3 separate regions of the Homo sapiens genome follow, and regions 1 and 2 are each linked to region 3. The links are chromatin contacts, found by Hi-C in ENCODE. All regions are on one chromosome and are shown on one strand. The core of a region is the stretch at or near the end of the contact, and the rest is flanking DNA. Distances in the headings are between cores, read along the strand shown. Region 1 holds the start of ATP6V0C (ATPase H+ transporting V0 subunit c). Region 2 holds the start of ABCA3 (ATP binding cassette subfamily A member 3). Region 3 holds the start of HAGH (hydroxyacylglutathione hydrolase).

Evidence for each region. A loop is a pair of places that touch in the nucleus more often than their neighbours do. Pooled maps may share reads with other maps.
Region 1: a loop to region 3 is called in a pooled map, with 11 times the contacts of the local background. The contact joins the promoter of ATP6V0C here to the promoter of HAGH in region 3. A Hi-C loop is called at or near these places in 5 of 50 pooled maps.
Region 2: a loop to region 3 is called in a pooled map, with 10 times the contacts of the local background. The contact joins the promoter of ABCA3 here to the promoter of HAGH in region 3. A Hi-C loop is called at or near these places in 8 of 50 pooled maps.

The regions. Positions count from the first base shown.
Region 1 is chr16:2,512,511-2,515,333 of GRCh38, reverse strand. ATP6V0C (ATPase H+ transporting V0 subunit c) reads right to left here and starts at 1,382. Exons shown (of 3, transcript NM_001694.4): 1 at 1,152-1,382. The coding sequence starts at 1,230. RefSeq lists silencers at 627-766, 1,187-1,666 and an enhancer at 2,572-2,823.
Region 2 is chr16:2,339,292-2,342,027 of GRCh38, reverse strand. ABCA3 (ATP binding cassette subfamily A member 3) reads left to right here and starts at 1,300. Exons shown (of 33, transcript NM_001089.3): 1 at 1,300-1,455. It also overlaps the pseudogene ABCA17P. RefSeq lists silencers at 990-1,449, 1,620-1,679.
Region 3 is chr16:1,825,567-1,828,411 of GRCh38, reverse strand. It overlaps HAGH (hydroxyacylglutathione hydrolase), which reads left to right and starts at 1,587. Exons shown (of 9, transcript NM_005326.6): 1 at 1,587-1,700. The coding sequence starts at 1,625. FAHD1 (fumarylacetoacetate hydrolase domain containing 1) reads right to left here and starts at 1,206. Exons shown (of 1, transcript NM_031208.4): 1 at 1-1,206. The coding sequence starts at 1,173. The coding sequence ends at 508. RefSeq lists an enhancer at 987-1,176 and a silencer at 1,267-2,236.

The DNA of each region.
Region 1 (2,823 bases), core at 133-2,632, 690 kb before region 3:
ATCAAAGCTAAAACCAGACCTAACCACGGAGGCGGAAATCAGACCAGGCCAGGCCAGTCCACGGAGGCTGAGACTGGGCCAGAACTTAACTCGTCGGACCCACATTCCTGGGCCTAGCCCTAGCCCAAGTGCCATTCTCCCAGGGAGACCAATTGTCACTAAATTGGACGCCCAGGACCTGTCAAGGCCCAATTTCAAAAGCAGGGTGCCACCAAGAACCCTAGAAGGCCCCTTCTCCAAGCCCAGGGAAGCCCCTCCCAACTTCAGGCCTCAGGGAGGGAAAGGAAGGTCATTCATTCACCCCTCCATTCATTAGGACCACAACTGGAAGCCTCAGTCCTGAGGGCAACGACTGGATCCCATAAACTCGGACACCCATGCCACCCTCTCACCCACCTCAGAGCACAGACCCTCTGCAAGCTACACAGCCCCGCCAGCGCCGATGCTGCTGTCTCCCCGCTCCCTCCACTTCCACACACTCCCACCCGGGTCTCCGCGGGCTCTCCGAACCAAGCCCTCAGCCCAGCTTTCCCAAACAGCCCACACAGCGACACGGGTATTGGGCAACTGTAACCAGCTCCAACCGGAAGTACCTGCCTGTGGGTGAGACCCACCTGACCCTCGGGGCCGGCCGCCATAAGGGCGAGGGCTGAGGACCTCCCGTGGGGGACATGGGCTCCCCACCAGCCGGAAAGCTCCAGCGACCGGCTGGGCGTTCCTGGGCCGGACCCGCGCCGCCGCCCGCGCACTGGGGCCTTCGAGGTGTGATGTCACCTGCCCGCAGAATCGGCCCCCCTCGCGCCGCCCCCCTCGCGCCCCCACCCCAGCCTCCCTCTCGCCGCTCCCGGGGCTAATATGGCAGCGGCGCCGCCGCCCCACCCCCGCAACCGCACGACCCGGCTGGCAGGGCCGCCGGCCCGGACCCCCGAGACTCACACCCCGGCCAGGCCCGCACGCCCTGCGCCCCGGACCCCCGGCGGCTCCCCGCAGCCCTCGGGGCGCCGACCCCCGCCCGCTGTCACACGAGGCCCGGGCGCCCCCGACAGCTCGGGATTACGTCAGAGTGACGTCACACACCGGACCCCGGCGAGCTGCGGGCATGAGCAACGCGCGCGCCCCCGCCCCCGAGTCCCTCCCGCCGCCGCGCTCACCGCTGAAGACCATGGCGGCCGAGGCGCCCATGACGGCGAAAAACGAAGCATACTCGGGGCCGCTCTTGGACTCGGACATGTCTGCGGGTGGGGAGGGGGCAAGCTCTGCGGGCCGAGGCGGTGGCGGAGGCGGGGGCGAGGACGGGCCGGGCACGAAGGTTTGCGGGCGGGCGGCGGCGAAGGCGATCCGGCCCGTCAGCCGCTGCGCTCTAAATACCAGCACCGCAGAACAAAATGGCGGCCGCGGCCGCGTCACATGACCTGGGCCCCGCCCCTGCGAGCCGTACCACTTCGCACCGTGGGGGAGACGCGTCCCCGGGACGCCCGGCCGGCCCGTTGACCTCCCCCGGGCTGTGCCGCCCGCCCAGCGACCCGGCCCCGGCGCCCGGCCCCGCCCTGCCTCGGCCTCCGCGGGTGTTTCCGGGCGCCGCCGGCCTCTGGATCTCCGCAGCGTTGGACCGGTCTCGCGCCGGGGCGGGGCGGTGTGGTGTGTGCTTCATTAGCATACGGGGCGGGGCCTCGGACGCCCCGCCTCCTCTGCGGCTGCGCGTCGTCTGCAGGTGTTGGGTTCCCGGCGACGCTTTTCTTTGTACCCCTGGCGTGAAGCTGCAGGCCGTGGTTTCGCGGCCTTGCCCCCAAGACGGGGCCTCACCCCTCCGGGCGCTGGTCTTCCAGGATCTCCCTACCAATCCTGGGCGAGCTAAGGGTCCCAGCAGATGTGCGGCGCGCGGGCCTCCTCTGCCACAGCGTCCGGAAAAGCCCCCAGCCCACACCTGTGAAGTCCCAGCCCGTGGCTGCGGTCACCTCCCTCCACCCTGTCCCCAGTCTCCTCCAGACCCAGACCTACTGCCTCTGACCCAGCAGTTGGTGACTTCACCTCTCGCTTCGGAGAAAAAGGACCCCCTCCCCGCACCTGTCTCTGCCTTTGCATCAGGGACCCAAACATTAGTGGGGTGTGTCTCTGCCCCTCAAGATGTAGGCATGACTGGTGGAAGCCCTGTCGGAACTGCGACCTCTGGAGGCCCCCCGGGCTCTGCACGTTCTGGCGTCCTGGTCCTCCCACCTGTCCTTGCAGCCACCCACTCACGCAAAGCCTGCACCTTCAGGGCCATCTTTCTGTCTTTCTGGAGCAGTTGGAGCGGTTCCCGCAGCCGTGAAAGCAGCCCAGCCAGGGCTGGCGCTGCCCTACTGATCCTGTGTGGCAGTCCCTGGCACCCCCTCTGCCTGATCTCCATTCCCCCTTTCAGGGGCCCTGGGCAGCTGCCACCAGGCCTGAGTGTCCTTTGAGCTCTAAGGCCTCATCCTGGGTTAGAGCTCTCCCTGAGTAGCCTGGATGCTGGCTCATCACCTTCTCTATGTAGGCAATGGGGTCATGGCCCCTGGTCTGGCCCTCCTGCTGGACTCAGCCCCACCTTCCCCAGCAGGAGCCTCCCTCAAGCCCCTTCCCCAGGCTAGCCTGGGTCTGCCACTCTTGGAACTTGCAGCCCGTGAAAGTCCCTAAGTCTGTCCTGGTTCAAAGGAGAGGAGGCAACAGATACGGCCAGAGGCCCTTTCTGCTCCTCCCTCTTTCTTGCCCGGCCCTTGTTTCTGAGAAGACGAATCTTCACTCTGTCTCCACCTCCTCACCTGCCCTTCCCTCTCCAGCTCCTTGCCCTTGCCAAGGTCACTGGTG
Region 2 (2,736 bases), core at 51-2,550, 510 kb before region 3:
CACCCGGGGCGCCGGGACCACGGACGCACCTCACTGTGGTCCGGCCGCTGGCGGCGCTCGGGGACCCATTGGCCCCGGCCCGCGGCAACTGTCGGCCCCGCGCGGCGCCCGCCCTCATGCTGGAGCCCGGGAGTCCCTCACTCCACCTCTCCCTGCCACGCCAAGGGGGCCCGCCCCTCCCAGGCTCTCCTGCCTGGGGCGACCCAGTCCCACGACCCGGTCCGGCCCAGGGACACCCCGACCCACCTCCCCACTCCCGTCCCGTTAGACCGCGACCCGTCCCTGGGACCGCCTAATGTGACACGCCCGGGACCCTCCCTGCAGGCGACTCCCTGCAGGGCCCCCGCCCTGGACACTCCCTCCAGGTGACCCCGTTCCGCTCGCTCCGTGAGGTGACCCCGACCCTCTCCGGACCACCTCCTCAGGTGACCCCGACCCTCTCCGGACCCTCCCCGACCCTCCCCTCAGGTGAACCCGACCCTCCCCGGACCATCCCGTCGGGTGACCCCAACCATCCCCGAACCCCCCCACCCTCCCCTCAGGTGACCCCGACCCTCTCTGGACCCTCCTCACAGGCGGCCCCGCCCCACCCCGGGACCCTCCCGCCAGGTGACCCCGACAAGGCCGGGCCCTCCTGCCTGAGGTGACTCCTACCCGGCTGGGGACCCCCGAGGCCTCCCTCGCTCCTTAAGTGAGGGCGACTCCGCTCATCCCGGGACACCGCGCCTTCTCCTGTAAACTCGACGCCTGCCCCGACGGCCGAATTCCAGAAGGTTCCTCGCCGCCGCCTCGCCTTCGGTCGCGCCCCAGCGCCCGGCCAGAGGCGGGGAAGCCCTTCCCCCGGTGCCAGGAGTGACGAGGGCCCAAGGAAAGACAGTGCGTGAGGAGAAATGGAGAAACGGCCAAAGTCGAGTTTCCGGGTGTGAAGACTTCCACTGCTGCGAAACGCACGTGCGCAGAGTCATTCCTGTCAGAGGCCACCGCGCCCTCGCTCGGCTACCGCCGCTGCGCGCCCCCTGCTGGACATAGGCGCGGGCACAGAGCAGTGCGCAAGCACGGGCTGCCGCGCGGCCGGGTGCGAACCGCGTACTCGCAGGGTGGCTGACTGCGCACGCGCAAGTCAGAGCGCCCTCTGCCGGGCATGGGCGACATGCAGGGGGCACCGCGCAGGCGCGGGGTTGGGCTGGCCGGAGCGGCCGAGGCGGCCGGGGGTGGACCGGGCACCTGCAGGGGCGGCCGACTGCGCACGCGCCATCCGCGGCGCCCCCTGCAGGAGCCGGAGCGGCCGCTGCGTCCGCCAGTAGCGGGTTGCAGGCGCACCCTCCCCTCCAGGGCGGCCACGCAGCTGTCAGTGCCGCCGCCACTGCGAGGCTGGAGCGGAGCCCGGGTGGCCGAGGGAGGGGACCCCGCGAGAGGGCCGCGCGCCGGCCGCCGCCGCCCCGGCGCCCAGGCTCGGTGAGTGCCGCCGGGACCCGCCGCTCGCGCGCTCGTTCCCGGGGCTTGCGGTCCCCACCCGGGTCCGCCCTTCCCACCCTCGCCGGCCAGCTCGGGCCTCGGGCCCCCCCCAGCTCCGGCCTGGCCTGCGGGCCCCTCCCGCGACCCCGCATCCCCTCCGGCCGCGCCCGCGCCCGCCCCTCCTGCCGCGGCCTCGGCTCCGGGCGCTCCCTGCAGGTGCCGCTCCCTCAGCGTCGGCTCCCATCCGAGCCTTGGGCGTGTCCCGCACTGCGGGCAGTGCCTGAGCCCGCGCCGCGCGGGGAAGCTCGACCCTGCGGAGACTCGGCACGGCCCGGGCCCTCTGTGTGCGCCCAGAAGGTGGATATGTAGCGACCGACAGCCCCGGCCCCGAGGGATGCAGGCGTCCGCCGCGCACTTGCGGAGATGGCGCCGCTTTCCGGCCGCAGGGATGCCGGGCGCGCGGTGGCAAAGCCGCCCGGGTTGGATTCCGCCTGCTCCCACCCTCTGGTTCCGAGGAGCCTCCAAATCCGAATCCAAGGCCCACGGTCCGCGGCGGGCGTTTGCTGCGCCCTCCACTGTGTGGGAACGGGAAAGGGGAGCCGCTAGTCCAGGCGGAGGGGCTTGTGGCAGTCGCCGGAGGCCGCGTTCTCGGCGCCCTCGGTCAGGACGCCTGTGTGCATCGCGTCCGTGTGTCTTGGCTCTGTTCCAAGCCGGCTCCACGCTTCAGAAGGGCCGGGACGGCCTTATGGTCAGGGGCGTGGGGAAGGCGCTTGGTGTCTGTCGCACAGATGAAGCCATGTCCTCAGGGGGTAATTGCCGCTTGTTCTCCGGGTTACGTCCTGGACTGTGCACTCCGGGAAGGCGTCGATTGGATCTTGTTGGGGTTTGTGTTCCTGGAACTCCAGAAATGCCCGCTGAGTGAGTAGCCGAGACCCCGCGACAGCATGGAGCCCAGGCAGGGAGCACGTGGGAGAGGTTCACTCTTCTCCTGGGCATCCCGTCATTTTATTCAGATAGTCTGGGCGCTGCCTTTTGTAAACTTGAAAAGACTAAGACTGTTTTAGAAAGTTTGCCTCATGAGAAATGTAAGAGAAAGGGAAAAATAGATAAAAATGGATGTCATGGGAATCTCCCCCACACTTTCATTTTTAACTTCTTAGATAATTTTTCTTTTAAATTGAACCTTTGCTAACTCTACCTGAAAAACAGGACGACGTCTCTCCCTTCCTAAAGTGACTTACCACCATTCTGACCAGACAGGCTTTTGGAACAGGAGAGGGT
Region 3 (2,845 bases), core at 338-2,837:
TACTTTACTTGCCTGTTTTCATTTCTGGCCCACCCGTTCTACTTCACGTTTTCTTGAAGGGTTCATCTTCTATGAGTTGAGGCATAGCAATCTAATCATTTTTAAAATAAATGGTTTCTTTTTTTTTTTTTTTTTTTGAGACGGAGTCTCGCTGTTGCCCAGGAGTACAGTGGCGCAATCTCAGCTCACTGTAAGCTCCGCCTCCCGGGTTCAATTGATTCTCCTGCCTCAGCCTCCAGAGTAGCTGGGACTACAGGCGCCCGCCACCACGCCCGGCTAATTTTTTGTATTTTTAGTAGAGACGGGGTTTCACCCTGTTAGCCAAGATGGTCTGGATCTCCTGACGTCGTGAGCCGCCCGCCTCGGCCTCCCAAAGTGCTGCGATTACAGGCGTGAGCCACCGCGTCCGGCCAATAAATGGTTTCTAATTAAAGGATTGTGACATTTAATAGCCGTTGCTTGCTCTTGTCTTGCTCCCTTCTCTCTCGAAACTTGTTAAGAAATAACTCAATATTCTGGCTTTTCCACTTTAAATGTCATACTGACCAGCCCGTGTATGCCAGCCTCGATCTCATCGTTTTCTTTAACCGGTCCAACTCCCTTTGGCGTCCCAGTCAAGATAATATCTCCTTCTTCCAAGGTTATGATCTTAGAAACATAGCTGATGATGTAGGGGATGGAAAAAATCATGGAGGATGTCTCACCCTCCTGTCTGAGTTCGCCGTTGACCTTGAGCCAGAGCTTCAGCTTGTGAGGGTCAGGGATCTTCTCCTTGGGCACGAACGCGCTGACCGGGCAGGACGCCGTGAAGCTCTTCGCCAGAGTCCAGGGCAGCCCCTTCTTCTTGCACTCGTCCTGCACGTCCCGGGCGGTCATATCCAGGCACAGGGCATAGCCGCCCACGTAGTCCATGGCCGCAGCCTCGGGGACTGCGCGGCAGCGCTTGCCCATCACCACGCCCAGCTCCAGCTCGTGGTGCAGGTTGCGAGTGTACGCGGGCATGAGGATGGGCGAGCCCTCGGGCGCGTAGGCCGTGGACGGCTTCAGGAACAGCACGGGCTCGCTCAACACCGCGCTGCGCATCTCCCTGACGTGGTCCGCGTAGTTCCTCCCCACGCAGACGATGTTCTTTCCCCACTCCCAGAAGCGGGACAATGGCCTGGATGCTGCCATGATTCCCATCAAGTGCCCCTGTAGTCACGTGGGCTGGGCCGGTCAGCTGATGCCTACGGCATCCCGGAGAGGACCAACTGCCTCGGAACGCTGTCCCCCGCAGCGACGGCCCGTTCCACCTCGCGATCTGCCGGGTACCCGGGCGGCGTGGCGCTCGGCCTCCAGGGATCCACTGTGCGGTGCCAAAAAAGAGGCGGAGGCTCGCGGCACAGCTCTCCCGGCGCAGCTCTCGGGCCGCCGCCGCCGCTCCCAGGCCCGTCTCCCGGCCCGTGGCAGTCGGGGCTCGCGGACAAAACAAGTTGAGCGCGAGCGCGTTGATTGGTTGGCGGACGGTGCGAGGTGGACGCTGATTGGCTGAGGGCAGCGCGAGGCGGGCGCTGATTGGCTGCGACGCGCCGACGCCGGTGTTTTGCAGTCCTGGGCAGCTCGGCAGTCCAGCCCGGCCCGGGTCATGGTGGTGGGCCGAGGGCTGCTCGGCCGCCGCAGCCTCGCCGCGCTGGGAGCCGCCTGCGCCCGCCGAGGCCTCGGTGGGTGCGGCGGGGCGGTGCGGGCCGGGGGACGCGGGCCTGGCGGGGCGGGCAGCGGGCGGCGCCGGGCCGTCGTTTGGCGACCGCTGACGCGGTGTCTGTTGCGCAGGTGCCTAAGGCCGCGCTGCCGGGCTCGAGCGGAGGCGGCGCAGGCGCTGAGGCTGGCGCGGAGCGGGCGCGGGGCCGCGGGTGCGGAAAGCGCTAGGTAAGCAGGGCCAGGCCTGCGTCCGCCGCGGCCTCCACGCTCGGGCTGGGCCGGCCGCGCCCCTGACGCCTCCAGGGCATCGCGTCCTGCCCGGGCCGGCGCCGAGGAGAGCCTGGGGCGCGGCTCTGAGGCGCAGCGGGCAGGGCCCCGGGACGCCTGGCCCACCCCGCACCTGCTGCCCCGCTGCAAGGACCGCGGTCTCGCGGCGCCGCCTGCGGTGGTGGAGCTGCCCGCCCGGCGCCGGAGCCCCCGTCTGGGGACCCGGCGTGTCATTCGCCCGAGGTGGTCGCGCGGCCGGGCCAGGCCAGCGCCCCGGGCGGGTGCGCAGCGCAGGGCACTGGGCGGGCGGAGGCGCAGACAGGGAGGCGTCCCTGGCGGTTTCCAGATCTCGCCGAAAGCTGTCAAGGCTCTGCAGGGGGTAGAATGTCGCCATTGCTAAGGAAAGGACATGGATTTTGAGGTCCTCAGAATTACAGTTTTAGGGACATTCATAAGGGTCCAGGCAGAGAGTTCCAGCGGGACTGTGTGCATCGGCAGGGCGTGCGTACCCCATTCTAAGGGAGGCCCCAGCCCCCGTATTTGGTGCCGCCCAGTTCAAGGGAAGCAAGATGCTGTGAAACTTCCTGATTTAAAAAAGAAGTGCAGTGACGCACGCCTGTCATCCCAGCACTTTGGGAGGCCGAGGCGGGAGGATCGCTTGAGTCCAGGAGTTCCAGACCAGCCTGGCAACATGTTGAGACCTCATCGCTACAAAAACTAAACAAAATCAGCCGGGCGTGGTGGCACACAACTGTAGTCTCAGTCACTTTGGAGGCTGAGGTGGGAGGATCGCTTGAGTCCAGGAGGTCGAGGCTGCAGTGACCCTTGATCGCACCACTGCACTGTAGCCTAGGGGACAGAGTGAGACCATATCTCAATTTTTTTTTGTTTTTGGGGCCAA